3 separate regions of the Mus musculus genome follow, and regions 2 and 3 are each linked to region 1. Evidence: chromatin loops called from intact Hi-C (ENCODE). Cell type or tissue: heart. All regions are shown on one strand. Each heading gives the region's core, and the rest is flanking DNA. Links, peaks and the distances in the headings are about the cores only.

Region 1 (11,034 bases), core at 1,525-9,524:
CAAGCTTACTACCATAACTACCAGGCCGTGGGTGTTAGGAACTCACTGACTCATCTCACCCACACAGGCTCCACTCGGTAAGCTCAGTTGTCATTATCCTGTCCCCAGGGATTCTTAGATTCAAAGCTAGGGGATGAATTTGGAATTAAAACCTAAGCCACATCTGGAGCTCTTGCTGCTGCCCATTATCAACACTGTCTCGTGTAAACAGAAGATAAAGCTAATTACAATATCACTAAGAACATACCTCTAACATTTTTTCTAATGTGAGAATGACTTTTAGATGGTTCCTGGCAGCAACAACAACAGAGGACAAGTTCTTGCGTTCTATCACCTAGGAATTTAGGTTGAGCCACACTAGAGGCAACCCAAGCAGGTTTCCTAGTGCTCCCTCTCTGCAGTCAGAACAGGCTGTCTTATGGCTGGCCCCTGCTGTGCAGTTACAAAGAACTGGTTATTGCTTGTTCACAGACCATGCCTTCAAGGAGATGTAAGGCAAAACTATTCTATCTCTTCCTCAAAGAACTGATTCAAATGGTGTGTGAGTGGAAGACACAGGAAATAACATAAATTCGTTAAGTCTCTAAGAAATATGAAGTTAGATGCTATCTTTGGCTATATACTGAGTCTGCACAAAGGCTAGATTGGCTGTTCTCTGACGGAATGCCTGCGGAGAAGAACAGAACTCCAGCTGTGCTGAGGCCTCCTCTCCCATGAGGACATCAGTGCCACCTCTCACAACAGGCACTTCCTTCTACCCATTTACGTAGTTGTTTTTGTGACTTTCTGGCCAGATGTCACATACAAGGGTCATGATGATATTCAACAGCTCACCCCTTTCCTGCCATTAGTAGGTCTGAAGATGGCCATCTTCTGGGTCCCTTTCTCCAATTCAGGACAGCAGACTCCTTAGCAAAGCCAACTCTCTGTGACTTTGGTCTCTGCAGACAGCATGGACCATTCCCTTTCAGCCTAGACTGCTTCTTTGGCCTGCTTCAGACTCCAGCCCTTTCACTGGGAGTATCAGACAGCCTACAAGAGCTGGTGGATACACTCACCAACTAGCTGGCCATGGGTGCCAGGCCTGGGAGGCCCAGAAAGACTTTCTAAATCCAAGCAATCATGCCATCTGACCGAGCGCCCTGGCCTGTACTTGCCTTTAAAATGCTATTGGTGATTTACTTGTTTCAAGTAATAGCCACAAATGAGAAAAAAAATTCCAGGTTGTGGGGCTGTGTCCTGGTTTGTATTTATAAAATTGTAACCAACCAACATACAGACTTCTGATCAAGACAGAGCAGCCTCAGAAAGACAGGCCCAAGCCTTGGATAGGCAGAGAACTCTCTCTCGCCTCAAAATCCAAGCGCTTAACCACCAATACCCTTCCTGGAGTCTGAAGGGCACCGCCAGCCTGAGCTGCCTGGGTTCAGACCTTTTTTTTTTTTAATGACATAAGCCAGTCTGTTTCAAACATTCTCTCTGACCTTGAATTTCAGGTCATAGGACTTACCTGGTTTGCCTCAGGAGGTTTGTCTTTGGATTCATTTCAAGAGAACCAAAAATATCTAGGAGGTGCAAAGCATGATGGTAGGCACTGGCTCTACAAGGATGAATAGCAGCAAAGAAGGACCCTGCCCTGAAAGACCCAAGATTTCTATCTTCTGTGTATAAGGATGTAAACAATGACTGTTTTCATGGATAATATGGTGGTGTGGTTATGTCCTACAGAACACTAGTAAGAAATACTGCAGCAGATTTGTCCAATCCAGAGAACTTACAGAGCAGAAGCCAGATCTAGCTGGAGAGGGCTATTTTTTTTTTCCAAGAAGTGAGGTCATTCCAAGTTCAGGAAAGAGAGCAGGCCACGGCAGGAACAGGCCGAGTGCAGACTCACGTGTAAAGGAGCAAGTGAGCTCTGGGTTAGAACACAGGGTTGGCGTGAATGAGTCACACCAGCGATCCCCTGCCTGCTGCCTAGAGCACTGAAGACCTAGCACTCCCATTTATTTTCCTGTTGGACTAGAAAACCTCATCTCTAAAATGGCTTGAACTCTTATGTGCCCTAGGCACAGGAACCTACCCATTAATATTCAGTGAGGTCATGGGGGCAAGTAGAGAGTTCTCGCCTACAAACAGTGTATTAGAGAATGGAGAGATGGCTCAGTGGCTAAGAGCACTTGCTGCTCTTCCAGAGGGACTGGGGTTCTGTTTCCAGCACCTAGGGTGGCTCACAAGCACACCTGCAACTCCAGCTCCAAGGTCTTTTGTGACTTCCATATGCACACATGTGACACACACACGCAAACATACACATTGAAAAAAATAAATTAAGTCCTTTAAAAAGGAAACGGCATTAAAAATCCAAAGGAGAAGCCGGGCGTGGTGGCGCACGCCTTTAATCCCAGCACTTGGGAGGCAGAGGCAGGTGGATTTCTGAGTTCGAAGCCAGCCTGGTCTACAGAGTGAGTTACAGGACAGCCAGGGCTACACAGAGAAACCCTGTCTCGAAAAACCGAAAAAAACAAACAAACAAACAATCCAAAGGGTCAGTGTTTAAAACATATTTTTAAAAACTGAACTTCACGGAGAGATGAGAGACTACTTTCAGTAAGCAAGAGATGACAGAGACATCAGAAGCACACTCTGAGGCAGATGTCACATGTGCACAGCCCCTGCTCAAATGTAGAGACGGCCCTGCAAATGCACTTGCTCACCTTCCTGGATTCCTAAACGTGCCACTTGGAGTCAGACTACATTTACTTCCTGGAGCTGAAATACACATTAGTTCCAGCCCATTTTCTGCTTCTTACTACACCAACAACTGCTTCTTGTAGGCTGGCTGTGGGTGAGCAGGGGTGGGAGCGGCTGGAAGTGACAGGAAAGCAAGATGCCTGAGAAGACGCACGCCCGAAATGGAGACTTGGTGGAGCACTTTCTGCAGTCTGGGGCAATGACGTGGAGAGTTAGCATTAAAGCTGTTTATGTAACTACACTTTCTCATCATAAAGAGGGCCTTGTGAAGCCTGCCAGCCTGTCCCTTCAAGTCACTGTCAGTTCTAATAAGCACCTGACCAGGGAAAACTGAGACCAGGTTGGGAGTTTGGGAGGAACTGACCAAACCAGTTGGGTGATTTTATTATTACCAGGTACTACATTTTCATGGAGGGCATATTATTTAACACCTACTGGTCCTAAGACTTATGTTAGTGCTTGTGTGTACTGTCTTATCTAATCTGAAAAACCCAATGAGAGGCACTACCTCAGATGAGTACACTGCCAGGCAGGGGTTAAATTACTCAATGCTAAATGTCAAACAGCTAGTAACTGTTGGCACCTCTTCCCGAGACTCCATGTCTGATATCTGTCCACATATTTGTTGCTTTTCCTTCACCCTCAAACAATTGGCCAGCTGTGTTTTCAGCAGACACATGTCCTCGGGCCTAAGCTCTGACACTAAATTCTTTTCTCCTCTGACTTTAATATCCTCAGATTAGTTCTTGATTTCAGTGACAATGCATTTTCTCTCTGTAACAGTTTCCCCTTCAAGACTCTGGGCACCTACTCTCTTTAGAAGACAACCCAGGTTCACTGTTAGCATCAATAATTTTTACAGTTCCTCGTAGCTATTTCTCCTCCTCCTCTTCTCCCCACCCGTGTGGGCATGAATGGGTGTAAGTATGCATGCCTGTGTGCCTATGTGTTTATATGTATGTGTGTGTGTGTGCACATGTGTATACATTTGTGCAAGACACAGGTCAACTTTGGGTGACCTCTTCCTGGCCTGAAGCTTGATGGCTGGACTAAACAGGCTGCCCAACAAGCCCTAGGGACCCGCTTGTCTTCCCCTTCCCATGCTGGGAGAAGAGGCACACCTGACCTTTGATGTGGTTTCTGTGAACAGGTATCAGGTCCTCACGATTACATGACAAACACTTCAGCGACTGAGTCATTCCTCCAGCCCCATGTTCCCATTTCCAATCCTTTTACTTAATATACTCTTTCTTGGTCATACTTTCAGTCTTGGTCCTACTAAAATCCTACAGTAAGTCCAGACCAAAACTGAAACATCCTCTCTCTTTCACCTGACAAATTTGCATTTCATTTCTGTTTCTGACAGGTGCTATCTTCCAAGCAGAGTCCTCACGAGGAGTACTTACAGCTTCCAAGCAGAGTCCTCACGAGGAGTACTTACAGCTTCCAAGCAGAGTCCTCATGAGGAGTACTTACAGCTTCCAAGCAGAGTCCTCACGAGGAGTACTTACAGCTTCCAAGCAGAGTCCTCATGAGGAGTACTTACAGCTTCCAAGCAGAGTCCTCATGAGGAGTACTTACAGCTTCCAAGCAGAGTCCTCATGAGGAGTACTTACAGCTTCCCGGGATGAAGCACCTGCCCTTTTCTAGCATCTCTGCCCAGGCACAGCATGTACCACTGTGACCTCGTTCGGACACACTGTCTCTATTTCTGTAGCTGCTCAGGCTTTGTCCTGTGGCTTACATGCCCAGAATGCTGTTCTCCTTCCAGTACAGCTCCCTAAATTGTAAATGGTTCACAAAAACCAAGTTCCCAGTTGGACTTTAGTACAATGCTGAGAAGACAGGTGTTTAATACAACAGTCTAAGTGGGAGTGTACTATGGTCTCAAAAGTTAAAATAGAAGCTTCTCCATCTGTCTAAGCAGGACAAGACAAAAAAAAAAATCACCTCATTACAGTCCAGTGCAGTTTCAATGTTTTCACAAGAAAACATTCCCTGGAATGAAAACTGCAAGTATATAAAATATTAAAATATATTCATAATTCACCAGAGTGTTAGAACTGTCAGCCAAGACCTACATTTATGAAAGGAAAATAAAAGAATATTACTCAAAGTATTTATTGTATTATAGAGTGTGAAAGATTAAATACATGCTAAATTCATTAGGCTTCCTGACTAATGTTTACATAACCCAGAAGGTGTAAAAACGTGGAATCTGAGACTAGATTTTATTTTCATTCAAATTATCTACAAGGGGAAAAATAACATTTGCAAACCTGTCTTTCCAAAGTCAGATTTTAGACCAATTGAAGGAAAATGAAATAGATGCCACACTCCAGCCTGCTATAGTCACTCAACGACCTGTTTGTCCCTTTCTTGTCCCTCAAACAGTATTATCTTAGCTGGCTGGTTCAAAGTGGATTGAATCCACGTGGCCTGCCTTCTGCCAGGCTCACAAGTCATGCTGGCATTACATAAACCATCACAACTGCATGGCTGAGTCACAAGGTCAGCAGGCAAGCCAGCCTGCGCAGCACAGGGAACTCCAGCACTGCAGCTGAAAGCCGCTCAGTAGCATAGCTTCTGGTGCTCAGGAGATGGCTCTGTGCTAAAGAGCTGATGTTTTTACATGACCTGGGTTTGATTCTAAGCACCCACACACCAGCTGTCAACTGTCTGGCCTCTTAGGGCACCAGGACATACATGATGCATGGACATACAAGCACAGAAACACATACAGGCAAAATAACTACACACATAAAAAAGAATAAAAATATATGTTTTTTTTTTAAGATGCACAGGCTTTTCTGAAAGTGGAAGGGAGTCTACACCTGAGTCACTGTATTACACTGCCTGCCTGTGTCTACTTCTGTGCACCTGGACCTGTGACCCAGACTGAGAAAGCTTGTACCAGCTACCCAAGTAAGCTGTGGATTACAGCCTCCTCCATTGCTGGCATCTCAGATTCTGCAGGGTTTCAGAAGTACATAGCTATCTCTTGCCCAATATCTGAGGCTGGCTCCTGCCCTTGTGTTTGCCCGGAAGCCTCTGCCAACAATGGCAAAGTACTCTCTCTGGCTAGATTCTCTGTGTGGTCCTATAGGTTCCATTCCTTCCTAAGAGGTTAGATTAGAGCCATATCAGGAGAAGTTGCTTTGTGCAGAAAGGAGAAAAAGTCCAGGGTGGGGAGACATTTTTATAGCTCCAGAGGCAGCAACTTTGGACGAGAGACATTCTCCAGAAGATACTGAGAGGTTATACTGAATATCTACCACTACGTTATTGGGCCAAGTTATCTTCCCAGATGGAATATTCACAGCTCTGTGCTCAAGGAAGTTACGACCAAGCTTTTCCTTTATAGCAGTCATGAAATCCAGGGCTCTACCTTGGGAATAACTTACGTTATAGCCAAGTCTTAAAACATAAACTGGACTAATCAGATGTCCTCTCTGGAACTCAAATAGAAACATGAGGACAATTGAGCTGACTCTCAGCAGAGGACTGCAATGGAGGATTAGCTCCCAGTACACACCGCCGAGCTGCCCTGCCACCCCTACCACAGCCTCCACACCACCTGCTCATATCCAAGCTCCTCTTATACTCTGCTAGTCACTTACAGCCGTGCCCCTGAGCTGAGCCAGCACCTGAGTGTCTGTGCTCGGTCCAGGCAAAGAACTCCATCACAAAGCATCCCACCCAGGTACAGAAGTGATGAGGTAGCAGCAGAGGCAGAAGCCTATAGGTAAGCTATGGACAAAAGACAACTCAGACCTACTACACGCTTAAGACAGCTCTTTGGAAAGACTCCAGCTTATGTGAGAACAACAGAGGACCAGGCTATTTAGCCTAAGCATGCTTTCCCTTCTAAGCAAGAATGAATTTAAAAATTCACTTCCTTTATTTACTAGGTAAAATAACACCAACTATCGATATTCCAGGTTCAAGTCAGTCTAATAAAAACTGCACACTAATAAAAAGACATTTCTCTTCTTCCTATTTCAGCTTTAAATGAAGGTTGGGTAAGGTGGAACTTTCCATTTCTAGGATGTGATGGGCTTTGACTCTCTGAGCAAGGAATGAAACTGTTCATCACCTGCAATGCTGTAGTTCATTCATTTAAAAACTATTCGAGGCAAATGTGCCAGGGGTAGGAGGTGCTCGGTACAGAGCAGTGAGTGAAACAAGAAGAAACACCAGGCTCTTGCATTCTAGTTTGCAAGGCAGACGATAGGTACTTCAAAGAAACGTAGGATGAGGAACGAAAGAACTATGAGGGGAAGCAGAGGGCAGAGGGACAGCTACTTTAGCTATAGACGTTAGGATGACTGTTGTTGTTAAGGTGACATCTAAGCAGAGACCTGAAGGAAGAAAGAGAGCCTATTCAGAAACCTGGGTGAAGAGTTTCTGACAAAAAGAAGTACCAGTGTTCTAAAAGGATTCTTCTGTCCTGTTCAAGACAGTCCGGCTGGTCATAGTAGTGTATATCTGTAATATAAGTCCTCAGAGCCATCAGGACTTCAAGGTCACCCTAAGCTCCCCTATGAGACTCTGCTAAGATGGGCAGTGATGGCAGGAAGCAGCCAAGATTCAGCCAATCAGGCTGGATCAAAAAAAGACTGAATCACTTCAGGTACATGATTCATACCAATGTGGCCCTGGCTTCTGCAGAGGTCCATTATTTGCTGAACAAAGAAGCGAAAAGGTGAGTTCACAGCTGCAATGTGCCGTTTATCCGACTTGGAACTAAAGAGAAAACTTGGTGCAGATGTCCAAATTAGCATAAACTTTACAAAGCGGTTGCTTTGGGAAACCATGTGACATCAAATCCGGAGTCATTAAGATCTTCATCTCTAGTTAAGTAGTTCTAATTTAGCCCAAAGGAAACAACTTGAAAGAAAAGGATACAGACAAGAATACATGAACATAAGTATTATTACTAATGGGCTATATTGCCATCAAGCAAATAAATTAGGGTATAGAATACGTGAAACAGCCAACAAAAGTCATTGGATGCTTGTGGGGAGATGAGATTGAAATGTGAACACAGACTGATCTCAGCTGTTATGCTACTGGCCCTGTGTACAGACAGATAGGTGTACGCAGCTAAAGCAATCCTACGAGGAAACAAAGATGCTGACGATGAGTTCTGCTGAGGAGGCACCATCATTCCTGCTGCTCATAAAGCGACACTTGCTCAATGAAAGCCAGATTGTCCTGTTCTGGTTCTACTGCTCTGTCCACTTATTGGGAAGTTATAATGCCAGGGATTCGACAAGAAGGCCACAGCTATCTCTAGTTCATGGTCTTAGTAACTGTTGCTATGAACTCTACTTATCTGCTCTTCATTTTCCTCTCCCTTCTCAAAAAAGATGACTCGAGACACACGCACTTCCAACCCCTGTCTCTGCTCCCCATGGCCTGACTGTGAACCAAGTACCCATTAGGGATTTCTTCTCAGATCAGATATGAGGACAAACCAAACTCTAAATCAAACTTCCAACACACCAGCCTGATTCTCCCTCTGATCAACAATGCCAACTAGCATACCATTATTATTATTTTTTTTATTATTATTAGGTATTTTCTTCATTTACATTAATGGAAGGAATGTCAGCACACCCTGCCATTGAGCCTACTGCCACTGTGACCACCACCATCAGCTCCATCAACAGAACTACAACCCCCCATTCTTTTTTTTAAATTTTAATATTTATTTATTTTATGTATATGAGTACACTATAGCTGTACAGATGGTTGTGAGCCTTCATGTTGTTGTTGAGAATTGAATTTTTAGGACCTCTGCTTGCTCTGGTCGGCTGCATTCACTCCAGCCCAAAGATTTATTTATTATTATACAAAAGTACACTGTAGCTTTCTTCAGACACGCCAGAAGATGGCGTCAGATCTCGTAAGTGGTTGTGAGCCAGCAAGTGGTTGTGGGATTTGGACTCAGAACCTTCGGAAGAGCAGTCAGTGCTCTTACCCGCTGAGGCATTTTGCCAGCCCTTTCCCCCTATTCTTGTAATATCTCACTGCTAGTATCCTAGGTCTTACTAAGAAAACCACTCCTCTGCTCACACAATCCTTCACTGATACCTGAGTACCATGTAGAATATTCATCTGCGATTTTTTGTTGTTGTTGTTTAAGCATAAGAAACGACATGAAGGCATATGTGTGGTTTGAATATGCTTGGCTCGTGAGGAATGGCATTATTAGGAGGTGTGGCTTTGTTGGAGGAAGTATCTCTGTGTAGGTGAGCTTTCCTAGTCCCCACCCCACCCCGGGAAACCCCCTATCTCATCCCCCCTGCTTTTATGAAGGTGCTCCCTCACCTAGCCACCCATTCCCGCCTCCCCGCTCTGGCATTCTCCTACACTGGGGCATCGAGCTTTCACAGGACCGCTCCTGCCATTGATGCCCAACAAGGCCATCCTCTGCTACATATACGGCTGGAGCCATGAGTACTCTTTGGTTGGTGGTTTAGTCCCTGGGAGCTCTGGGGGGAGGGGAGGTCTGGTTGGTTGATATTGTTGTTCTTCCTATGAGGTTACAAACCCTTTTAGCTCCTTCAGTCCTTTAATTCCTCCATTAGGGACTCCGTGCTCAGTCCGATGTTTAGCTGCAAGCATCCGCTTCTGGATATGTCAGGCTCTGGCAGAGCTTCTCAGGAGACAGCTATATCAGGGTCCTGTCAGCAAGCACTTATTGGCATCCACAATAGTGTCTGGGTTTGGTAACTGTATATGGGATGGATTCCCCAGGTGGGACAGTCTCTGGATGGCCTTTCCTTCACTCTCTGCTCTGCACTGTCTCTGTATTTCCTCCTGTGAGTACTTTGTTACCCTTCTAAGACACTTTGGTCTTCCTTCTTCTTGAGCTTTATGTGGTCTGTGAATTTTATTTTGGGTATTCTGAGCTTTTGGGCTATTATCTACTTATCAGTGAGCACATACCATGTGTGTTCTTTTGTGACTGGGTTACCTTACTCGGGATGATATTTTCTAGTTCCATCCATTTGCCTAAGAATTTCATGAATTCATTGTTTTTTTTTATAGCTGAGCAGTACTCCATTGTATAAATGTAGCACATTTTCTGTATCCATTCCTCTGTTGAGGGACATCTGGGTTCTTTCCAGCTTCTGGCTATTATAAATAAGGCTGCTATGAACTTAGTGGAACATGTGTCCTTTGATATATATTGGAGCATCTTCTGGATATATACCCAGGAGTGGTATAGCTGGGTCCTCAGATAATACTATGATTTTCTGAGAAACCGCCAAACTGATTTCCAGAATGGTTGTACTAACTTGCAATGGAGGAGTGTTCCTCTTTCTCCACATCCTTGCCAGCATCGCTGTCCCCTGAGTTTTTGATCTTAGCCATTCTGACTGGTGTGAGGTAGAATCTCAGGGTTGTTTTGATTTGCATTTCCCTGATGTCTAAAGATGTTGAATATTTCTTCTTGGCCATTCGGTATTCCTTAGTTGAGAATTCTTTGTTTAGCTCTGTCCTCCATTTTTTAATAGGATTATTTGGTGATCTGGAGTCTAACATCTTGAGTTCTTTGTATATATTGGATATTAACCCTCTATTAGATGTAGTGTCCTTTGCCTTACAGAAGCTTTGCAATTTTGTGAGGTCCCATTTGTGTATTTTTGATTTTAGAGCATAAGCCATTGGTGTTCTGTTTAGGAAATTTTCCTCTATGCCTCTGTGTTCGAGCACTTCCCCACTTTCTCTTCTATTAGTTTCAGTGTATCTGGTTTCATGTGCAGGTCCTTGATCCACTTGGACTTGAGCTTTGTACAAGGAGATAAGAATGGATTGATTTGCATTCTTCTACATGCAGACTGCCAGTTGAGCCAGCACCATTTGTTAAAAATGCTGTCTTTTTTCCACTGGATGGGTTTAGCTCCTTTGTCAAAGATCAAGTGACCATAGGTGTGTGGATTCATTTCTGGGTCTTCAATTCTATTCCATTGATCCACCTGCCTGTCTCTGTACCAGTACCATGCACTTTTTATCACTATTGCTCTGTAATACAACTTGAGGTCAGGGATGGTGATTTCCCCAGAAGTTCTTTTATTGTTGAGAAAAGTTTTCACTATCCTGGGTTTTCTGTTATTCCAAATGAATGTGCAAATTGCTCTTTCTAACTCTGTGAAGAATTGAGTTGGGATTTTGATGAGGATTGCACTGAATCTATACATTGCTTTCAGCAAGATGTCCATTTTTACTATATTCATCCTGCCAATCCATGAGCATGGGAGATCTTTCTAT
Region 2 (11,034 bases), core at 2,119-10,118, 93 kb after region 1:
CAACTATAATTGTAGTCTCTTCAAAATGTCAAAGATTTGATCTCTGATGCAACTTTGAATAAAACATTTAATTTAGAAATAACATTTTTATTGTTATATAACTTGATCACATAATTAAAAGAATTTTTTGAATCTCCAGGGACCCTCCTAAGATGAAGTATAAAATCAGTCTAGGTGCCTTCATCTACACTGTACTAATGTATAGAGGCAGTACAGAGGAGTAAAAGCAGCCATAACTGGAGGTAGAGGGCTTAGATTTTGTTTTGTTTGAGACAAGGTTCTGGCTATCCTGGAATTCACTGTGGAGACCAAGCTGGTCTCAGACTCACAGAGATCTATCTATATGCTTCTGTGAGTGCTGTCATTAAAGGTGTGCACCTAACTGGGCAGAGTACCTGGTTTCAAATCCCAAATTAATGAATTATTATTTATAAGATCTTGAGCAAACAATACAAATGAACTGGCCCTGAATTTTCCAGTCAACATCAGGAAGACAAAGTCTTTCACCTCAAAAAAGCTACATGTGAGATGATGGACATAGGGCCTGGCCCATAGGTAAATATTGCATTATCAACTGGAACACCAGGTCAAGAGGCTTTGATAATGAGAATACTATCACATAGAAAAAAGAACACATAGAATTATATGGGAGAATGCTATCATAGGAAAGAAGAATACATGGTATTATATGGTAGTTTGATATATTTAGATTGTGTTTATGCACTCATCCTATTATGACAACACAATCCTAAGCAAACAGAAAAGAAGAATAAATAATATCACAAAATTTTGGAGTTATTCAATAGATGGCACTAAGTGGAAACACTGGCCATTTATACTATAATATGTTTACACAGAGACACTGATAATCATGACAGTAACAATTACAGTAATCCAACTCAAAATAAATCTTCATCATTTCCATTTTATAGGTGAAGAAATATTCACATAATCTGCTCACATAATTGTGATGCAGAGTTGAATCCAAATCCTACTTTTGACCTAATCTACCCAACTGAACTTGGGCAAGTCACATAATAGAAACCTGATTTTCTACTCTGTAAAGTGAACAGTATGGTCAGAGATTAAATGCTTTCAAAAGTCCCTTCTAAACTTCCTTGGACAACGATGTTGTTCAAATATGAATTTACCACATAGACAGAATACCTTGGTTCTAGCCCTTTCATATACATAGGCTCTCCTACCTCATAACACAGAGTGGTACATGGGTGTAGTTCCCTTAGAAGAAGGGTCCTACTGTTCTTGAGCTCTGCTGACAAGACACATCAAGATGTGCCAACCTAATACAGAACTTCAATAAAGCCAGAGTGGTTGTAGTTGCCTATAACCCCAGGTGAAGTAGGAAAACTTTAAACTTGAGACTAGACTGTACTGAATGGCAAGACCCCGTTCCTCTCCAACCTGAGGATGGCGGTCCACACCTGTAATCCCAGAGACTGGGACTCAGGGAGAAAAGCAACAGGAGTTCAGCACCTACGTTAAAGGTGGGACGGAGAGAGGCAGAAAAAAGACATAGCCTAGGGCTGGTGAGATGGCTCAGTGGGTAAGAGCACTGAGTGCTCTTCTGAAGGTCCCGAGTTCCAATCCCAGCAACCACATGGTGGCTCACAACCATCTGTAATGAGATCTGGTGCATCTGAAGTCAGCTACAGAGTAGCTTAGTGGCCATCTAGTCTAGCACAGTGTCATATTCAATGAAAGACCCTGTTCTCAACAATTAAAGTGACCAGCAAATAGAGGAAGACACCAAAAATTGACCTCTGGCCTCCAAATTCATACACGAGGGTGAACAAACCTGTGAATAAGCAAGTATACCCAAACACATATGCACACACAAAATAAGCCTCATTAAATAGTTCTATCACAACATCCCTTTGGAGTTCAAAGAGAACCTGACTTAAATGAACTCTGACAGCTCCAGCACTGCAGGAAGTCACAGATACATCACAATAAAATTGCTCGAGTTCTAGGACTCCAGTGACGTCACTCGCATCTCAGAACCTTATTTACAGAAATGAAACAGCTTTTAGATATAAGTAATCCCCAAGGCAGCAGCCACCTCAAGGCAGGAAAACCAATCACATTTATTAGAATAAGAAGGCTCGTGTGGTTTAGAAAGCCACACTGAAACAGTGATTGCTTTACAAAACAACCACCTAATATGGTTACTGTGGTGGTAGGAAATGTCAAAAGAGAGGGGAGTAAAATTGCAAACCAAATGATGTGCCTGAAGCCAGCATTCCGGAAGCTGAGACAGAAGGTTCCTGGTCACCCTTGGCTATATAAGCAAGTTTGAAGCCATTCTGCACTATTAAAAAACCCTGTCTTGCAAATAAACACACTATATAAGATACTGAAAGTCTCTTTTCACACAAGGAGTCTGTTAAAAAGAATAGAAATTAAAGAACCATACCTGGTGACTCACATTTTGTAACCCAAGCACTCTAGGGGCTGAGGCAGATGGTCCCCATGAGTTGAAGGCCAACCTAAGCTATAAAGGGAGATTCAGGACAGCCTGGACTACATAGTCCATCTCTATCTCAAAATAAAAAATAATAATTAAAAATTGAAAATAGAATCAAAGAAAACAAAAAAAAAATTTAATTTAATTTAAAAAAAGAAAGAAAATAGAATCAAGGTTTGGTCAGATGGCTCAGCAGTTAAGAGCACCCACTGCCCTTCCAGAGGTCATGGGTTCAAATCCCAGCAACCACATGGTGGCTCACAACCACCTGTAATGAGAAATAAAAAACCTTTGGGTGAGCAGGACCAGAGCAAGCAGGGGCTGGAGCTAGCAGAGGCCCTGAGTTCAATTCCCAGCAACCACATGGTGGCTCATTACCATCTGTACAGCTACAGTGTACTCATATACATAAAATAAATAACTAAATCTTTTGTTTTTTGTTTTTTGTTTTTTGTTTTTCAAGACAGAGTTTCTCTGTGTAGCCCTGGCTGTCCTGGAACTCACTTTGTAGATCAGGCTGGCCTTGAACTCAGAAATCTGCCTGCCTCTGCCTCCCGAGTGCTGGGATTAAAGGCATGTGCCACCACCGCCTGGCTGTAAATCTTACAAAAAAAAAAAGAAAGAAAGAAAGAAAGAAAGAAAGAAAGAAAGAAAGAAAGAAAGAAAGAAAGGAAGGAAGAAAGAAAGAGAGAAAATAGAGTCAAGAGAGATGCTTCAGGGGTTAAGAGCACATACTACTCTTGCAAAGAACCCAAGTTTGATTCCCAGCACCTAAGAGTTAGGTGGCTCACAACTACCTTCAACTATAGCTCCAGCGGATCCAACTTTCATTCCAGGAACAGGCAGGTGGATCAGTGAGTTTGAAGCCAGCCTGGTCTACAGAGGGGCTTCCAGGACAGTCAGGGCTATACAGAGACACTCTGCCTGGAAAACATCAAAATAACCTACCTACCTACCTACCTACATACATACATACATACATACATACATCATACATACATAGTGTCTTAGTCAGGGTTTCTATTCCTGCACAAACATCATGACCAAGAAGCAAGTTGGGAGAAAAGGGTTTATTCAGCTTACACTTCCACACTGCTGTTCATCACCAAGGAAGTCAGGACTGGAACTCAAGCAGGAGCTGATGCAGAGGCCATGGAGGGGTGTTCTTTACTGGCTTGCTTCCCCTGGCTTGCTCAGCCTGCTCTCTTATAGAACCCAAGATTACTGACCCAGAGATGGTCCCACCCACAAGGGGCCTTTCCCCCTTGATCACTAACTGAGAAAATGCCTTACAGTTGTATCTCATGGAGGCATTTCCTCAACTGAAGCTCCTTTCTCTGTGATAACTCCAGCTGTGTCAAGTTGACACAAAACTAGCCAGTACACATAGTAAGGTAAAATCTTTTAGAAATTGGCATTCAATAAATTAAATCTTTCAATTTAGGCCAGGTACGGAGATGCATTCCTGTAATCTCAGCCTTCAGAAGGAAGAAGCAGAAAGGGGGAGGGCTCCAGGTCCACCTTGGCTGATGGTGAGACTGTCTCCAAACAACAGCAAAACAAAAACCAGACAGACATGGTCGGACATACCTTTAACCCCAGGTTTTGAAAGGCAGAAAGACAGGAGAACTTTGGTGGGATCTAGGACAGTCAGGGCTATATAGTGAAACTGTTTCATAAAACAAAACACAAAGAAAACCTTTTCGATCTAAAGAAACAAAATACATACAGCCCTAGAAAAAGTATCTAAATAAATGCACAAACATGAAATTCTGCCCATTAAGAATTGAGATACTTTGCTTTTTAAACATATTTGATTAGGGGCTAGAGAAATGGCTCAGTGGTTAAGAGCACTGGCTGCTCTTCCACAGAACTTGGGTTCAATTCCCAGAAGTGGCACAGTCATTCACAACCATCTGTTACTCCAGGCCTAGGGGATCCAATGCTCTCTTCTAGCTTCCAAGGGCATGGAGGTAGTATACAGACAGACATACAGGCTATACACATAGTCAGCATAGTTATCAACATAAACCATGTTGGCAAACTTATAAGCCAAAACACAACCAATTTATTTTTCTGGTTCTACTTATATTTTCTGTTTTGTTGCATTGAGACATTATCTTACTCTATAGCTCAGGATGACCTCAAACTCATTGTAATCCTCCTGTATCAGCCCTCTGGGTCCTAAAATTACAGGGATGAGCTACTACCCTTGAATCTAAAACTGTTTTTAGAAACAGGATTTTGCCAGGCTAAGGTGGGGGAACACCTTTAATCTCAATACTTGGGAGGCAGAGGGAGGTAGGTCTCTCAGTTAGAAGACAGCCTGGTCTATAAAACATTTCTAGGAAAGCCAGGGCTACACAGAGAAAACCTGTCTTGAAAAGCAAACAAACAAACAAACAAACAAACAAATTTTTGCCAGATATAATGGCACATGCCTTTAATCCCAGCACTTGGGATGCAGGAGGCAGAGTCAAGCAGATCTCTGAGTTTCACGGCAGCCTACTTTATGTACTGAGTTCAAGGACAGCCAGGAATATCTATGCAGAGAGACCCTGTTTCAAAAACAAAACAAAACACAACACAACAACAATAACATAACCCAGACTTTTCACAATGTTGGCCAAAGTATCCTCCTGCCTCAACCTCTTTTGACTGAATACAGGTATGCACCACTCAGTACAATGCTACTTAAAAGCCATAAAGGTCTAACTGGAGAGATGCAGTGGGTGAGAGCACTTACTATTCTTCCAGAATCCAGGTTCAATTCCCAACACCCACATCTGAAGGTTACTGAACATAATTCCAGCTTTAGGGAATCAGATGCCCTCATCTGGCCTAGGCAGGTACCTGCACATACACAGCACATACTCTCACAGACAAATACAAATAAATAATAATTTAAAAATCTAAAAAAAAAAAGACCCTAAAGAACTGTTTTAAATAAGAAATAGAAATGAGACACAGAGTACATATAATTTTTCTTGAAGCCAAACAAAAAATGTTTACTTTTAATCAAATGATTCAATCATTTTGCCCACTCAATAATATTTCCATCTATCACAACAACAAAAAAGTGCAAAGTACAATTATGTTTTGCCTTAGAAGCATCATTGGCAAAGGATTTGGCAAAGGATTTGTTGAGAAACACTAGCAATCCTCATGCTACTGGTGCTCCATACAAGGGATTGGTGAAGAGGGAGGGAGGGAGGGAGGGAGGGAGGGAGGGAAGGGGAGAGGGTGTATTTTCAAACATATGTAGAGGCCAGAGGTCAGTGGCATCGTCTTCCTCTATGAAAACTCAGGGTTTTTTAATGTGGATGCTTCAGACCAAAATTCAAGTCCACATATGTTTTTATGGCAAACACTTTAGCAACAAAGCTATATCTCAGACCCCTCTCCAAAATTTTGGATTATATTCTTTCCAACTTCTTCCTTCTCTTCCTCCTCTCCCCCTGGACTTTCTTTTTCTTTCCTGTTTTGTTTTGTTTTGTTTTGCTTTCTCAGACAGGGTTTCTCTGTGCAGCCCTAGCTGTCCTGGATTTCACTATGTAGATGATACTAGCCTTGCCTTAAAAAAGTCAGAGTTTGATGCCAGAGCCCACATAAAGGTGAAGGAGAGAATGGATTCCATAAGGTTTTCCTCTGATCACCAAACATGCACCAGGCATCCATCTCTCTCTCTCTCTCTCTCTCTCTCACACACACACACACACACACACACACACACAGACAGACACAGACACACACATTCACAAATCCTTTAAACATTAAAAAGGAATTTGGATTATCTTTTCTGAATGGGTTTGGATAGAAAGCCTCAGAATAAAAAGAGAAACTGTCAAGGCAGCAGCCCCTCCTTCCAAGTACCAACTACAGCAGAACCTGTCCTGCTCACCTCCCTCTGCCTACAGAACTAATCCCAGTCATGAAAATCAACTTTAGAATGGAAAGAAGCAAGATATGAAAGTGGTAGCAGGAGTCTGCAGCCCAGGAGGTGGAGGCAGGAGGCTCGGGAGTTGAAGGTCATCCTCAGCAATCAGCAGGAGCTCATCTAAAACTGTGCCTTACTATTCAAATGCCCTGTTCCTGGAGGACCCTTCTGAAAGCATGTGAGAGCCTTGCTCACTGCAGCCTCTACTTAGGACTAAGAGTGTGTTCAACATGAGCAGGAACTAGGTACCAGCCTGAGCACCACCCAGAAAAACCCAAACCCAAACAACAAAACTCTCCTAAACACAATTTAGAGCTTTCATGGGTCTCCTTCAACTGTTCAAAACAAAAATTCTGGCTCTAGCCCAGAGACATCCTTTCAATAATCCCATTTCCTTCGAAATGATACAACCCACCCCCCAAACATCGGAAAGGTAAAAACCAGCAAACTGACGGCTCCATCTGTGCCAGGTTGAGAGCCTTCAACCTCTGTCAAACTGCCAGGCTAGCGTCTGTCAGCGGGGGCCGAAGGATTCCTTTTCTTTCCTTTTTGAGACAAGATCTTGTAAGAAACACAGACCGAGCTGGAAGTCCCAATCTCATCGTCCAGCCTTGGTGGTGAACTACAAGCTGTAACCACCACACCCAGCCTTTCTCTTGTAGGGAAGCTTATGGCCAAATCACTTCACAGGCCCAGGGTAAGTGCCTATTAGACAGCAAAGGTTCCCAATGAACACACACACTCAGTTCCCCTTTCTGATCCAAAGGCCCAGGATCCTGTCTACTGCTGTGGCTACAGACCACATGAAAAAGCAACAGAAACAAGGACACTTTGTCCATTCAATCTTTTCGTCCGGGGCACTTCCTGGATTTTTCATTGGCATTTAATACCGAGGGACAAGACTCATTTTTCATTAAAGTTGCAAGACTTTCACTTTGCCCAGTTTCAAATGGTGTAATTGATCTGCATTGTCTTAAATAACCCAACTGGTGAAGGACACTGCAGCTTTAAATATTTCAGTGCTAGTTAGCAAATAGACTCCATTGCAATATGGCTCTGAAGGTCGTGTCCTATTGTCTCTCTCCTCTGGGGGAAAAATTTTTTTTAAACCTTCTTTTAAGTAACATGGGACTAGTTCTCCCTAAAATTTCCACTCTTTCCACTTCGATCCCTTATAGTTCCGGGTATTCATTGGATTCTCACACTCGTAATTTTCCTGCCAGGGCAATATGCTGATTATTAATGATTCCAGCACCTTAGACATAAACACATGGGTTCACATTAGTTTAGTTGGGCATAGGCAACTATTTGAAATAGCACCACTCAAAGGCTGTTAACAAACCAGGGTGATTTGGGCGTGAATGGCTTTTGGTCCGCACCTTGAGCCTAGTATTGCGTAACCTGAAAATGTGTAGCTACTTAAAATGATAGGAATCTCAGCCTACTCCTCCTGGGACTACTCCCGCACCTGACTATACACTTGCGGCTTAATTTGTCAAAGAAGGCCAAAATAAAAAGCACAAGCACAGTGAAGGAGGAAATGAACTGGGGGAAAAAAGCCCTTTCCTACCCTCAAGCAGTCACAATGTCCACTCAACTTCGCCCCCACCCCCACCCAGATTGGATGGAATGGACCCGGTGAACCAGAGGATTTGGAGGGTGCTGGAATTTGCTGTGCCTTCTAAATAACAGCGAGTGGACCAATTAAAATAACTAGGAAGAGGGGAGAAACATGCGAGAAGAAGGAGTGTGCAAGAGCACAGGGACTTTACCTGAAAAGGCAACAGATTGTTACCATTATCGGTCCGGAAAGCGTTATCCTCCATCCAGGACTTGGAGGTGAGCGGGGCTGCACGAGGGAACTTGGGTGGAGCGATCACATTGCTGGAGAAGGGCTTTTTGAGCGGCGAGATGGGGTTAAGCGGGGAGGGTACCCCCACACCTACACCCACGCCCACGCCGACCGCGCGGCGAGGGTCTCGGCCCGCCTGCAGGCCACCCCACGGGTTGGACGGAGCACTCCAGGCGGCGTTCACGCTCTGGTGCGTGTTCCAGCTGGACGAGGCCGAAGAGGCAGCGGCCGCGGCCGCAGCAGCCGCGACCGCCGAGGATGAGGACGGCTTGCTGGTCATGATGGGCTGGTGGCCGTAGGCAGCGGCGCTCCTCTGCGCATAGGGCGCCTGGCTGGGGCTGGCGGGCGAGCGGCGTTGCTGCGAGGGCTGCGCCTGCGGGGGCTGCGCGGGCTGCGGCGGCTGCGGCGCGGGCGGTGGAGGCTGCTGATGGTGCTGGGTCTGCGCCAGGCCGATCTGCGGCGAGAAGGTGCCTCCGAAGACCGGGTTGACGTGGTGCGGGAAGTTTTGGAAGAGCATGGTCCCGTTGACTGGGGTGATCCCCTGGAAGAAGCTGTCCTCCACCGCGTTTGTAGTGCCTGTGGACCAGGTGCTGCCGAAGGACGGCGACAGCGACGCTCCGGGCGCCGTGGGCTCCTGCGGCGGCGGCGGCTGCTGAGGGGGCTGATGGAAACTCAAGCCCGGCAGGAGCGGCGACTCCATCTGCATCTTGTCGGGGCCGTTGGGGGCTGGCGGAGCCGAGGCGGGGCTGAGGGCCGGCACTGCGCTACTGTCTTCGGGCTTGGGGATCTCTGAGGAGAGGGGCGTGGACGGGGCTTCAGCTGCGCCGGGCTCGGGCTGGAGCTGTTGCTGCTGCTGCTGCTGCTGCCGCTGCTGCTGCTGAGACTGGGGCTGGGTTTTGCTTTTGTCCATCAGTAAATCATCCTGCATGGTTTGCGCAGCTGAAACGGGAAGAAAGAGAGATGCGTTATTGTCAGTGTGATCATGAATGCCCCTCACTGAAGCGGGCGGGTGTTTTACTTGCGAAAATCCAGTGCCACCGCCACTAGCCAATTGCAATGCAAATCCATAATCTCGCATTTAGAAGAACAAGTCGGGCTGGGAGGGGGGTGGGGGGAGCTGGAGGGATCGAGCAAGGTCTCTAAAAATACTGTGAGAGCGTCTTCACCCTTTCTGACGTCTCGGCCCCTTTTCTGTGTTAGTGAGAGATGTGCTTATAAGACAGAAAGACAGCAATTTCGCCACGTCTCTTTTCCCTTCACCGGAACTCAGAGCGTTCACCCTGCAATGAGAAACTGATTCTGGTTCCTGTTTTTTCCCAAGCACCACCCTCCCCCAGTTATTTGCATACGTCAATAAATAGTGCTGCGTCCTTCAGCAAGGTTAAAAAGACTTGGTACACGACCCTCTTTCCCCCTTCCCCAGCTGGAGCACTTAGAAACCATTTTTTAAGCCGACTTAGCCCTCTTGATTAGCAAACTGCCTTCTTGCCTCGGATGATTGTTTCATTTGGCTGCAGCGAACCTCGAGAGACAAAATCTTTGGCATTTGTTGGAAGAACTCAGCTGCACAATCATTCTCTGGCCTCTCCGTAGCGGCAGCTACTCCATTTTGTTAGGAGACGTTTTAATATAAAAGAAACCTCAGTTTTTAGAAAAATGAAAATCGCCGGGCGTGGTGGCGCATGCTTGAAATCCTAGTACTCTGAGGGAGAGGCAGAAGGATCAAAAATTCAAGGTCAGGCTTAACTATTTAGCCAGTTCGAGTCCAGCCTGGTATATAAGAAACCTGACTTTAAAAAAAGAAAGAAAGAAAAGAAAAGAAGTAAAAGAAAAGAAAAAAACCTACTGAAACGTTTAGAAGTGTTTGCTTCTTATTACTCTAAGGATTGTGGGTTTTCTGCTTATTCTCCGATTTTCTCCTCTCCAGTTCTGCCGCCCAAGTGATTTACTGGCTTCTTGGCATTTCAGGTCTCTACGGGAGCCTGAGAAATTCTCTGCAGAGTGGAGAAATGCTTCTGCTTGGATTTGAGGTCAGAGGGAGGAAGGTGGGGAGTGAGGAGGGGAGGGGAGGGAGTCTGTGAGATGGAGAGGGGGCGGGACTTTAAAAATGCATCTGAGATTTAAGTAGACAGTCAAGATAATTCTGGGGTTGCCAGATTTTCATTTTTGAATCCTCCTGCTGCTGCCTCGGTCACAAGACTGGCAAATTTAGAATCCATTCTTTTATCACTAGTATTAGCAATGAAAGACTATGGTTTGACGACCCTGAATTACCATATGCTAGCAACTGTTAAAAATAGAGGAGTACAAAGTCCCAAATTCTCATACATTGTAATTATAGTGCATTACCCTCACTGCTTCATTTAGCCATATAAGGAGTGTATGGTATTTTCCACTTCACATAGCAGGGCTATATTCACCTATGTCATACAACCTGTTTTCTTACTCAAGGGTGAAAACAGTAATCATTCAAAACCAAGAGATTTCCATGCATGTAGTTATCATTGAATGAGCTTGTCTCAGAATATGTTTAATTGCTTTAAATATCTGAATATTACAGGGCTGAGACCTTGCAAACAAATATTTTGAAATTTTAAAGGAGCTATGACCAAACATATAATTATTTTTAGATGATGATTCAGTATAATTGCAATAAAGTTATTAATATATTTAATATAGTTAATTAACTCATATACTGGAGAAGCATCTTCCTTGGGACATTTGTAAAGGGCATTCAGACACACACACAACAGTTCTGCC
Region 3 (11,034 bases), core at 2,108-10,107, 54 kb after region 1:
AAGTATTTCCCGTTATTAATATAAAATCTTATTTACACACACAGGCAGCAGGCCAGATATGGTTCACAGGGTTGTGTTCTGCCAAGGCTGGTTCAGAGCAGCAAGTTTTCAAGCTTTTGCTTACTCAGAATCACCTACTCGACTCCTAATGCAAGCAAATCCACCTTAAACTTTCCCATTCAGCAGGTCTGCAGGAGCCCCCAGTAATGTGTGGTTTTCGTAAATTCCCAAGTAACGCTGATGCTGCTGGTACAGAAATCCTACTCTGGGACGCACTTGTAAAGCACAGTATTCTATACCACGCTCGGTGAAAGGTGAGCCAGTGAAAATCTAAGTAAGCAGAAACTGCATGTTGCAAACCTGACTGATACTTTTATAAAGCATTTCGTATGAAGACTTACTGTTAAGTGCCATAATGTTATCTGTTCCTGGATGGTGGAAATTTATTCCCATGCGTCCTGGAAAATAAAGCAATTTTATTTTAAGCACAAAGAAAACATTGTACAATATAATTATTTCAAATACACTGCAAAATATAAACATTACAAAACACTACAGATTAATCTATAGCAATGCTATCAAGGCCAAAGCATTTACAACAACTTTTAAATCAATTCATAAAACACAGACATAAAAAGTCTTAAAACAAAGCCAAAGTCTCAACACAAAATACAATCAAACAAAAAGAAGCTTCCATTATAGTCTGAAATTTGTACATCTCCAATGTTAAAATTTAAGCAAGTCAAGTTCCTGGACTAGCATTTTATTTAAACAATCATTTATTAATGCCCTTCAAATTAAGGCATCAAAAAAAAGAAGAAGAAAATTACAGATGTATATATAAACATGAAGTTTAGAGAGAATAAAAATAATACAGTTTCATAATGGCTCAAAAATACAACATAATTACTAGAGGAGCAAAATAAAGATGGTAAAATGTTTCCAAGTCAGTAGGGGAAAGACTGGCATAAAAATCCTGCATTCTTACGTGACTCAAAGCTACTTCTGTTTCTGGGGTTGGTCTCTATGGTGGGCTGCTGTGTTTTTCTTTTATGACAATGTAGCCCTAGCTGATCTAGAGCTTACCACATACACCAGGCTAGCCTCTAACTCACAGAGATTCGCCTGTCTTTGCCTCCCACAAGCACTGAAATTAAAAGCACGTACCACCATGCCTTGACCCACAACTAACTACTCTGTGACAAATGTGACTTTCCAGATTGTCATCTTTATGAATAATATGGGAATTGAAACTTCTGACCACATCAGTTGATTTCCTATTTTGCATACCTCTGAGATCAAGAATTTTTATTTTTTTATTTTTAATGAGCTGTGAGACTGAACTAAAGCAAAGAGGCAACAGAGGCCTGTGTCCTGTGCACCCTAAAATATTTACTCAGTAGTCCTTTACAAAGACGGAACCACTGATCTGTAAGGTCATAAACAGATGATGCACTAGGGTAAAGAGTGAGAGCCGTGGGGGATGGGGTGGGTAGGATGAGAGGCAGAGGCACAGAAGGAAGGGTTCAGAGGCACAGAGGAAGGGGTGCAGGGGTGAAGATGACAGACGTAGGCATCTGCTGCTTTTTGTCATTATCAGAGATAAAATGGATGTAGCAAAAATAAAAATTAAACTCAGAGAGTCTTGTATAGGAGGAAAATGTACTATGTAAGATTTCTTGACCAATTTCTTCAACAAAATAGGTATCAGTAAAGCCAGGTATGGTGGATCACACCTGTAATCTAAGAACTTGGGAGACAAGAGTAATACCCTGTTTCAAAAAAAAAAAAAAAAAAAAAAAAACAGTCAAAAAGATATTAAAATAAACTAGGCATGATTTCTATGTATTTGACTCTGTAATTCGAGAGTTACTTTTAGACATGTACTCTACCACTGAGATATTCCTATAGCCCTAAAAACATGTTCATTTTATTTTATAGCCACTGCCTTAAAATGTCAGTCATAGTTGGGGAAGTATAGTATGTATAAAGCTAAAGATAAAGGTTTCAAGGTTTTTGCTTTGTTTTACAACAGATACAGTTTTACATATAATGGTCAAAGGGCCAGTTTTGACTTGGTATTAAACTCTGTTTCTGGGGACTGGAGGCAAACATCACATTACCAAGCTCAATACCAGGGGAAAATGAAAAAAAAAAAAAAAAAACAACTAAAGTCCTCATTCAACTTCACTACTTTTATTTGTGTGTGTGTGTGTGTGTGTGTGTGTGTAAAAGAATGGAAAAAAATCAATGCAATTGTCAACAAATGATAAAGGAAACATTCCTAAATATATGGTTTCTGTAGAAAAAACTAGTTGATATTAGCTACAAGTTAATTACTAGGAGTTTAAAACGTATCCCACTATTGACGACACATTTCTTCTAATTCTATTTGTGGCTGTCCCATAAGACTTCTATGGTTTTCTAATTCCTAGGTCAGTTTAGGGTCTCTGACAGAGTCTGTATCACATGCAGTGCTTCCTGCTACCACCACCTAGATCAAAAACTACTCACAAACATTTGTTACAATGACAACCTTGACTCAATAAGAGAATTTACATTCTGGTCTCAATTAAGTCAATGTTCTTTACACCAAAACTAGCATTCATGAAAACTAAAAGTGATATCCTCTAATTCCGCTTCATCGTGTTTTAGGGTATTAACCACAACAGCCAGTTGCTGAAGTCTACATAAACTCTTATCAAGACTTCACACTCACTGTCCATTAGAACTTAAGGAAATATAAAATCTCTTTACTTAGATAATGGCATGCATTGATAACCTCAGCACACAGGAGACAGAGGCAAAATAAAAATCACAAGATCACTAGGTGTGGTAGCGCACGCCTTTAATCCCAGCACTTGGGAGGCAGAGGCAGGCAGATTTCTGAGTTCAAGGCCAGCCTGGTCTACAGAGTGAGTTCCAGGACAGCCAGGGGTATACAGAGAAACCCGGTCTCGAAAAACCAAAAAAAGAAAAAACAAAACAAAACAAAAAACCCACAAGCTCAAGGCCTGCCTGAGCTGCACAGTGAAGCCATCTCAAAAACCAACCAAACAAACAAACAAAAAACAAACAGTACCAGGAAAAAGTCAGACATAGTGCACAGAAGAAAATCTGTGAATTTTAAGCCAGTCAGAGTTACACAGTGAAACCCTGTTTAAACAAAACTTGAAAAGCAGGACCTCTTCAGTCTTTAGTGACTATTCAGAGGACAGGATGGGTCCTTAAAAGGCATCAAATGGACCTTAATATTACTACAATAAAAAGGATTTGTCAAGAACATCAAAATAAACTCAATTTTAGTTGATCTTCATCCAGTTTAATTCCTGTAAAAAAATTTTCAAGCTTTACTGCATCAAATAACTTTTCTTTCTATTTTTAGATATTTTCTTTATTTTCCTTTCCTCGTTTCCCTTCTGAAACACCCCCTATCCAATCCCCCCTCCCCTTGCTCACTAACCCACCTACCTCCCTGTCATGGCATTCCCCTATACTGGGGCATCGAGCCTTTACAGGACCAATGGCCTCTCCTACCATTGATGTCCCACAAGGCCATCCTCTGCTACATATGTGGCTGGAGCCATGGGTCCATCCATGTGTACTCTTTGGTTGATAGTTTAGTCCCTGGGAGCTCTGGGAGTACTGGTTGGTTCATATTGTTGTTCCTCCTATAGGGTTGCAAACCCCTTCAGCTCCTTGGGTCCTTTCTCTACCTCCTCCATTGGGGAACTTCTGCTCAGTCCAATGGATGGCTGTGAGCATCCACTTCTGTATATGTCAGGCTCTGGCACAGCCTCTCAGGAGACAACTATATCAGGTTTCTGTCAGCAAGCACTTGTTGGCATCCACAATAGTGTCTGGGTTTGGTAACTGTATATGGGATGGGTCCCCAGGTGGGACAGTATCTGGATGGCCTATCCTTCACTCTCTGCTCTGCACTGTCTCGATTTCCTCCTGTGAGTATTCTGTTCCCCCTTCTAACACACTTTGGTCTTCCTTCTTCTCGAGCTTCATGTGGTCTGTGAATTTTATTTTGGATATTCTGAGCTTTTGGGCTATTATCTACTTATCAGTGAGCACATACCATGTGTGTTCTTTTATGACTGGATTACCTCACTCAGGATGATATTTTCTAGTTCCATTCATTTGCCTAAGAATTTCATGAATTCATTGTTTTTAATAGCTAAGTAGTACTCCATTGTATAAATATAACACATTTTCTGTATCCATCCCTCTGTTGAGAGACATCTGGGTTCTTTCCAGTTTCTGGCTATTATAAATAAGGCTGCTATGAACTTAGTGGAGCATGTGGCCTTTGTTATATATTGGAGCATCTTCTGGGTATATGCCCAGGAGTGGTATAACCTGAGTCACCAGGTGGTAATATGTCTGATTTTCTGAGGAACCTCCAAACTGATTTCCAGAGTGGTCACACCAACTTGCAATCCCACCAGCAATGGAAGAGTGTTCCTCTTTCTCCATATCCTTGCCAGCAACTAATGTCCCCTGAGTTTTTTATCTTAACCATTCTGACTGGTGTGAGGTAGAATCTCAGGGTTGTTTTGATTTGCATTTCCCTGATGACTAAGGATGTTGAACATTTCTTTAGGTGCTTCTTGGCCATTTGGTATTCCACAATTGAGAATTCTTTGTTTAGCTCTGTACCCCATTTTTTTAATAGGGTTATTTGGTTCTCTGGAGTCTAACTTGAGTTCTTTGTATATATTGGATATATATCAAATGTAGGATTGGTAAAGATCTTTTCCCAATCTGTTGGTTGCTATTGAGAGTGTCCTTTGCCTTACAGAAGCTTTGCAATTTTATGAGGTCCCATTTGTCAATTCTTGATCTTACAGCATAAGCTATTGTGAACACACACACATATGGTCACTTGATCTTTGACAAAGCAGCTAAACCTATCCAGTGGAAAAAAAGACAGCATTTTCAACAAATGGTGCTGGCTCAACTGGCAGTTAGCATGTAGAAGAATGAGAATTGATCCATTCTTATCTCCTTGTATAAAGTTCAAGTCCAAGTAGATCAAGGACCTCCACATGAAAACAGAGACACTGAAACGTATAGAAAAGAAACTGGGAAAGAGCCTCGAGCACATAGGCACAGGGGTAAATTTCCTGATCAAATAATTTTTCTGTTTTCTGGGGATGTTGCCCTTTTAGCCTGAGTTTGAGCACAGCTACATGTCCCTTTGGGCTCTTTCCTAAGGAGTTAGAAAATCTCACCTTGAAAAGGGGGTTATCATTGCCTGCCCTCACTGGATACTTGCAACTGTCTTTCTTAAGAAACAGAACAATAATAGGCTCCGACAGTGTCTTGCAGGTGGAAGGCATCACTATTACAAGAAAAGCCCTGTAGTTTTTATCATTCCTGGACTTCTGCCTAATTTTTTTTTCAATGAATTTTGGATAAACAGGAACATAAACCTTGTGAAAAGCTCTGTGCCAATGCTAGATCCCTAGAATCAATCACCAAAATATAATCTAAGTTTCCTGATAAATAGAACGGTGTGTGTGTATGTTTGTAAAGTTACATATGAATATTTAGGTTAACTCTTCTTTATCTTAAGCTATAGTGCTTAGAATATAAAGTGTAATCTATTTTCATTGAATAAAAATTAGGATATGTGGAAAATAAGATCACTAAAGACAAACATAGTCAGTGTTTATGTATCTCTTTTAGTATGGAGGACATGCATGAAGCATGCAACCATTGCATAGTCTTTTCTTAGTGCAATGTACAGCCAAGCTTTAACTCTTTTTAAAGGATTTGGGAGAGAAAATGTGTAATGGCAGAGAAAAGCCTGATGCTCAACTCAGACAAGGCCATTTCTTTTTGCTTCATTTTGTCCAACAAATGCTGCTGTTGAATCAGCTGTGAAAACAGAAGCAAGTGTGTGACATCTGGTGATTCTGTTTCTGCAGTCTGGTGCTGCCAGTGTGACATTCTGTCACCTGTCCAGGAGTCTGCTATTTTTAAAGTGTTCTTGTCAGCTAGCTATCTTTTAAGTATAGTGTAAAGTGTAAGGTTTCAAAAGCCGGAGGGCATCCTTGGTCTTACTAAGTTAAATGCAGATATGGAAATAAATCTAAGATTGCCCCAATTTGCCCACATCTCAGGACATAACCGACAAGAGTCAGGATGGAGACCAATGGTGGAGAATGGAGTTACATTTGTTTATTTAGAAAGGAAAAAAAAATCACATCTTTATATATTCAATTTATTCATATTTTAAAATCTACCTTATTTCAGAACCCAACTAAATCCATAGTTTCATGTGTCTAAAATTAAAAGCTGGAAATTTTATTAAATCATGATTACTACTATGAAAGCCATTTCTTCAGTACACTAACACATCTTTCTCTAATCACCCACTACCCTTAAAAGGTACTCAAAACAGCTACAAAGCGAATGTCAGTGCTTCAAGAAAATATTCTACCAGATTTCTACCTATTTTCTCTATAAAGTTAGAGATATACTTCTAGAGAAAAAGTACCACAAGGCATAAAAATATGATATGTAAAAAAAAACCACCAAAAGAAACCCAGTGAAGTTGGATGTGGTCTCAAAGGCTGAGATAGGAGAGACTTGAGTTTAAGGCAGGTTGACTCCACAGCAAGACCCTGCCTCGGAACAACAGAAAGGGGGTGCAGGGGATGTTGAGGCTGGTGAGAGAATCAGCAGGGAAGTGATCCACTAAACCCAATGACCTCAGCTCGGTACCCGAGGCGCTCGCCAGGGGAAAAGAGAACAGATTCCTACAAGTTCTGTTGTGAACTCTAATAAAACAGATAAATAAGTTATTTTTTTAAAAACTAAATTTCTTTTACACGGTAATGGCAAAATCTGGTACTATACTATAGTACTATAGATCTGTTCCAAATAACCAATAAGCAAAACCATGGGCTCAGAACTGAAGTCAATGAACAATTTTGCGCAAGTTTTTGTTTTTGTTTTGTTTTGTTTTATCTCCTGGAAGGGCAGGCTGAACTCTGGGCTCCAATCACATCGTTCCTGGAACTAGGGCTGCAGACATGTGCTACCGTCACATTGTGGCTCCCATAAATTCTTAACTCCTTTGTCCTTGTTTCCTTAATTAGCTCAACTGAATTAGAATTTCAGAACTTAGCACCCAGGTATACCCTTCCTTCTATAACTGCTAAATGTTGAAAATGCATCAGGCAAGGAAATGCACACCTTTAGCTGCGGCTACAAAGGAAGCTGAAGCGAGATGGATCTCTACCGAGCACGAGTCCAAGGGCAGCGCAAGTAACCAACTAAGCCTCAAAGAGAAGAAATGGTTGCGAATGGATGGAGGAACAGTCACTGCTGAGTCAAAATCTACCACGCCTTGCAGTTTGTAGGGTCTTCTGTCTTTCTTCATTTTAGGTGCTAGGAATCAAGCTGAGGTTCAAGACGCTTGGCAAACTGAACTACAAGCATATCTCAGAATTGGACAACTGTGTAAAGGACAAATTGACATAGGCTTAAAGAAGTTGACATTGAAATAAAACTAAGTAGTGATTCAAGCTACTAAATAAGCCACATATTTTCTTCTGGAGGAAAGAAGAAAAATTCTTTTCTAAAACAAGGGAAGCAAAAATTCCCAAAGGGAACCAATTTTGTGTAAGTCTCTGTCATGTACCATTTCAATACAATGAATACAGAAAAGTGCCTCTACAACAGAAAATGGGTGGCATTCATATCTTCTAAGATTCTGTCGATTTAAATGTGCTATGGCACTATTACCAGAAATGAGCTATTTTGTCCTCAGACTTTTTCGGTATACCTTTGAAAAGCAGGCCTCAGTCTGGGTTCTCAAACAACACCTGCTCTTTTCAGTTTTCAAATCTCGGTTCCATGAATGACAAAGGAAGAGAAAATTTAAATACTAGAAACAGTTCATCAGGCACCACCCCAGTGAGCAGGCGTAAGGGTACATGGGATGAGGGAAGCCCATCCCTTCCTCTTTTGCCACCTGCCTGCTATATGGTGCTTTCCCAGACAGAGGATATAGCTGCTGCTTCCTTACTTAGTATAGTAGGGAAGGTGACAGAGCCATCAAGCCTAATGACCACAGGTTTCCAAGTCAGGAGACAGTCTTATACAAAGACAGTATTGCTCCCCTTATTTCCAATACTAGAAGTCTTCTTTTCCTCCCACCGCCCGACCTCTGTTTTCCAAGGATTTCTGTCATTAGAAACCCATGAGTAGTGGTATCACACCTTCAGTCTCTTCTTGAAACCCTCTGTCTCATCAGATTGAGACGTCTCTCATACAAAGGGTGTATAAAGGGCAAAGCACAAGCCCTTATTCTGTCTCTCTGCTACAGCCAGACTGAATTGGCCCAGTGAGAGTGTACCATTCTCCTTTCTTTTTTCCTGTAGGCTATGTGTGCAGGGATTCAAAGCAAGGGCTTCATGCACACAAAGCAAGTGCTCTACCATATACACTTATACACTATATACACTTATATGCACAGAAGGTATTGCTCTGTGATACATCAAGATTGACCCAGGAAGAGTACAAAAACAACAGAAAAATTGTGAGGTGTAATTTACTGAAACAGACGTCTTGTTTCCTAAACTTCCTGTCCTCTCACACTAGCCCTTAAAAGAATGACTGAAGCTGGGCAGTGGTGGCACATGCCTTTAATCCCAGCACTTGGGAGGCAGAGGAAGGTGGATTTCTGAGTTCGAGGCCGGCCTGGTCTACAGAGTGAGTTCCAGGACAGCCAGGGCTACACAGAGAAACCCTGTCTCGAAAAAAATAAAAAAAAGACAAAATAAATAAATAAATGACTGAAAGCAGAGCAGTGGTGGTGCACATCTTTAATCCCAGACAGAGGCAGACAGATCTCTGAGTTTAAGGCTAGCCTGATCTACAGAGCAAGTTCTAGGACAGCCAGATCTTCACAGAGAAACCCTGCCTTGAAAAACAAACAAACAAAGCACACAAAAACCCAAAACAACAAAAAGAATGCTTGAATAAAATGATTTTTCACTAAATATGTCTTAAATAATAGATACTGATATCTTCTCTATGACTATCACTGTGATTATACACCAGGTCCATTTTAAGTATATCATGAAGTAATTCATGTCTTATTTGACTGCTTGGTACCTAGTTGGTGGAACTATTTTGGAAAAGATTAGGAGGTCGTCTTGTTGGAGGAGATGTGTCACTAGGGCTGGATGCTGAGGTTTCAAAACCTAACACCAGGCCCAGTCTCCCCGCTCCCTCCCTTCTCCCTCTCTTTCCTCCCTGTCTCTTTGAACCTCTGACTCAAACTTAGGTTTAAGTCTCACCTACTGCTCTAGCTCCATGCTTGCCTGCCATAGTGGTCAGGAACTCACTCTCTGAAACTGTAGCTAACTGCCCAATTAAATACATTCTTTTATAAGTTGCCTTGGTCATGATTTCTCTTACAACAGTACAACAGTAACTAAGAAAACTATGCTATGCAGATGTACAGTTTTAAAAAGTCAAATAATGGTTATTTTTCTTTCTCCTACATGTGGCTTTTGAAAATGATGGTTTATCCCTCAATAATCACTACTTATTTAAGGAAAATAAAAACAACTATTTGCAGCCAATGTTTAGCTGTAGTCTGGTCAAGAAATAAATCTGTACTGGCATGGCTTAATTTACTACAGAGGTCAAGTAATAAGCATTCCATGCTCCTCACAGAAAATCACATGATACCTGCAAAGTTCCTTTGCTAGGGAACTCATCTTCCCTTTTTTTTTTTTTTTTTTTTTTTTTTTTTTTTTTTGGTTTTTGAGACAGGGTTTCTCTGTGTAGCCCTGGCTGTCCTGGAACTCACTCTGTAGACCAGGCTGGCCTCTAACTCAGAAATCCGCCTGCCTCTCCCTCCCGAGTGCAGGGATTAAAGGTGTGCACCACCACTGCCTGGCTCCCCATCTATTTTATATGCTGTTTTATTTTAATTATGAGGCTTTAAATAGGCTAATATATCCAGTTCACTAGCCAACTAAGGGTAGATAAAGAACTCGAATCTAGTTTGGATCAACTACAAAGTTAGAAAAGCTGTGTTTTGAAACTTCATCTCCTCTATAGAAAATGTAGAACACCTGGGAGCCTCTTAATAAAGACTACTAAATACCTTTGCTATGTTATGTCTAGGTACTAAGCCTTCTGCAGACTTTTTACCTTTTTTTTTTTTTTTGTTCTACTATGCGTTGTTTGATTTTTTTTTATAGAGTTAAGCAAGAATGTGGGTTTTTTTTCCCTATAGAAGAAAAGAAAACTGAGTTTTAAGACAAATAACACCAGTGTAAATAAGCACCCCAAAACCCAACTCTGCTTGAGTTTTGAGAACTCTTCCCGACACAGATATCTGCAAATAATGTTCCCACATTCAAGAGGGAAAAGATCAAGACCAGGAATCTAAGGAGGCACAGGCAAAGCATTTCCTAGAAGCCACACAGTAGGCACCCAACAGGTCATCTATCTCCTGATGCTCTTTGGACCCATGGACTGTCAGTATGAATGTCCCTCAAGCAACTTATTCACAGCAGTATTACCTAGGGTAGAGCAAAACTGGAAAGTCTAATCTTAAGTTCTATCAATAAATTATAAAACCCAGAGAGAAACATGGGTATTTACTACCATGGAAAATAGAAATAGAATAAAAACCTATGACTACACCAATGTTTCTTGTGCTTTTAGTTACTTATGTGTATATGCATGTTCATGTGTGCAAATACATGTGTGTACACAAACATGAGGATTCACTATTGTGGAGATCCAACAAGAGGACAACCTCGGGTCTCCTTCCTTAGGTACTATCCACATGCTTTTGGTGAGGTTTTGGTTTTTTACTTGTTTTTGAGATGGGTCTCTGGTGGCCTTAAGCTCACCAGGCAGGCCAGGCCCATGGACCAGTGCGTGTCAGGGATCTGCCTCTCTTCCCAGTGCCAGGACTGTGAGCACAGGCTAGCACACCCAGCTCTTTTACTAGCTTCTGGAGACTGAGATCAGGCCACCATGGTA

The links. Peaks named below come from ENCODE experiments on the same cell type or tissue, not always from the same donor. Only the 100,000 strongest peaks of a DNase experiment are listed, where the experiment ranks them.
Region 2: a loop joins it to region 1, with 3 times the contacts of the local background. A loop is called at or near these places in 11 of 42 quality-filtered maps.
Region 3: it touches region 1 in a loop (2.1-fold over the local background); 6 of 42 quality-filtered maps call a loop at or near these places.

Annotation. Positions count from the first base shown.
Region 1 is chr19:37,073,011-37,084,044 of GRCm38, forward strand. All of the region lies in intron 7 of Cpeb3 (cytoplasmic polyadenylation element binding protein 3), which reads right to left. Among named protein-coding and RNA genes, the nearest start is that of A330032B11Rik, 95 kb to the right of the region's middle. In heart, for the core only: a CTCF peak has its summit at 8,643 (motif pointing right); DNase peaks (open chromatin) are centred at 1,881, 4,421, 5,291 and 5,791; H3K27ac peaks cover 585 bases.
Region 2 is chr19:37,165,773-37,176,806 of GRCm38, forward strand. Cpeb3 (cytoplasmic polyadenylation element binding protein 3) reads right to left here. Exons shown (of 11, transcript NM_001290827.1): 2 at 8,195-9,213. The coding sequence starts at 9,202. A330032B11Rik (RIKEN cDNA A330032B11 gene) reads left to right here and starts at 8,071. Exons shown (of 3, transcript NR_045329.1): 1 at 8,071-8,261; 2 at 10,243-10,304. In heart, for the core only: a CTCF peak has its summit at 5,347 (motif pointing left); DNase peaks (open chromatin) are centred at 8,359, 8,599, 9,289 and 9,419; H3K4me3 peaks cover 3,835 bases; H3K27ac peaks cover 3,791 bases.
Region 3 is chr19:37,125,931-37,136,964 of GRCm38, forward strand. Cpeb3 (cytoplasmic polyadenylation element binding protein 3) reads right to left here. Exons shown (of 11, transcript NM_001290827.1): 4 at 402-458. Among named protein-coding and RNA genes, the nearest start is that of A330032B11Rik, 42 kb to the right of the region's middle. In heart, for the core only: no CTCF peak of the experiment used is centred there; a DNase peak (open chromatin) is centred at 5,961.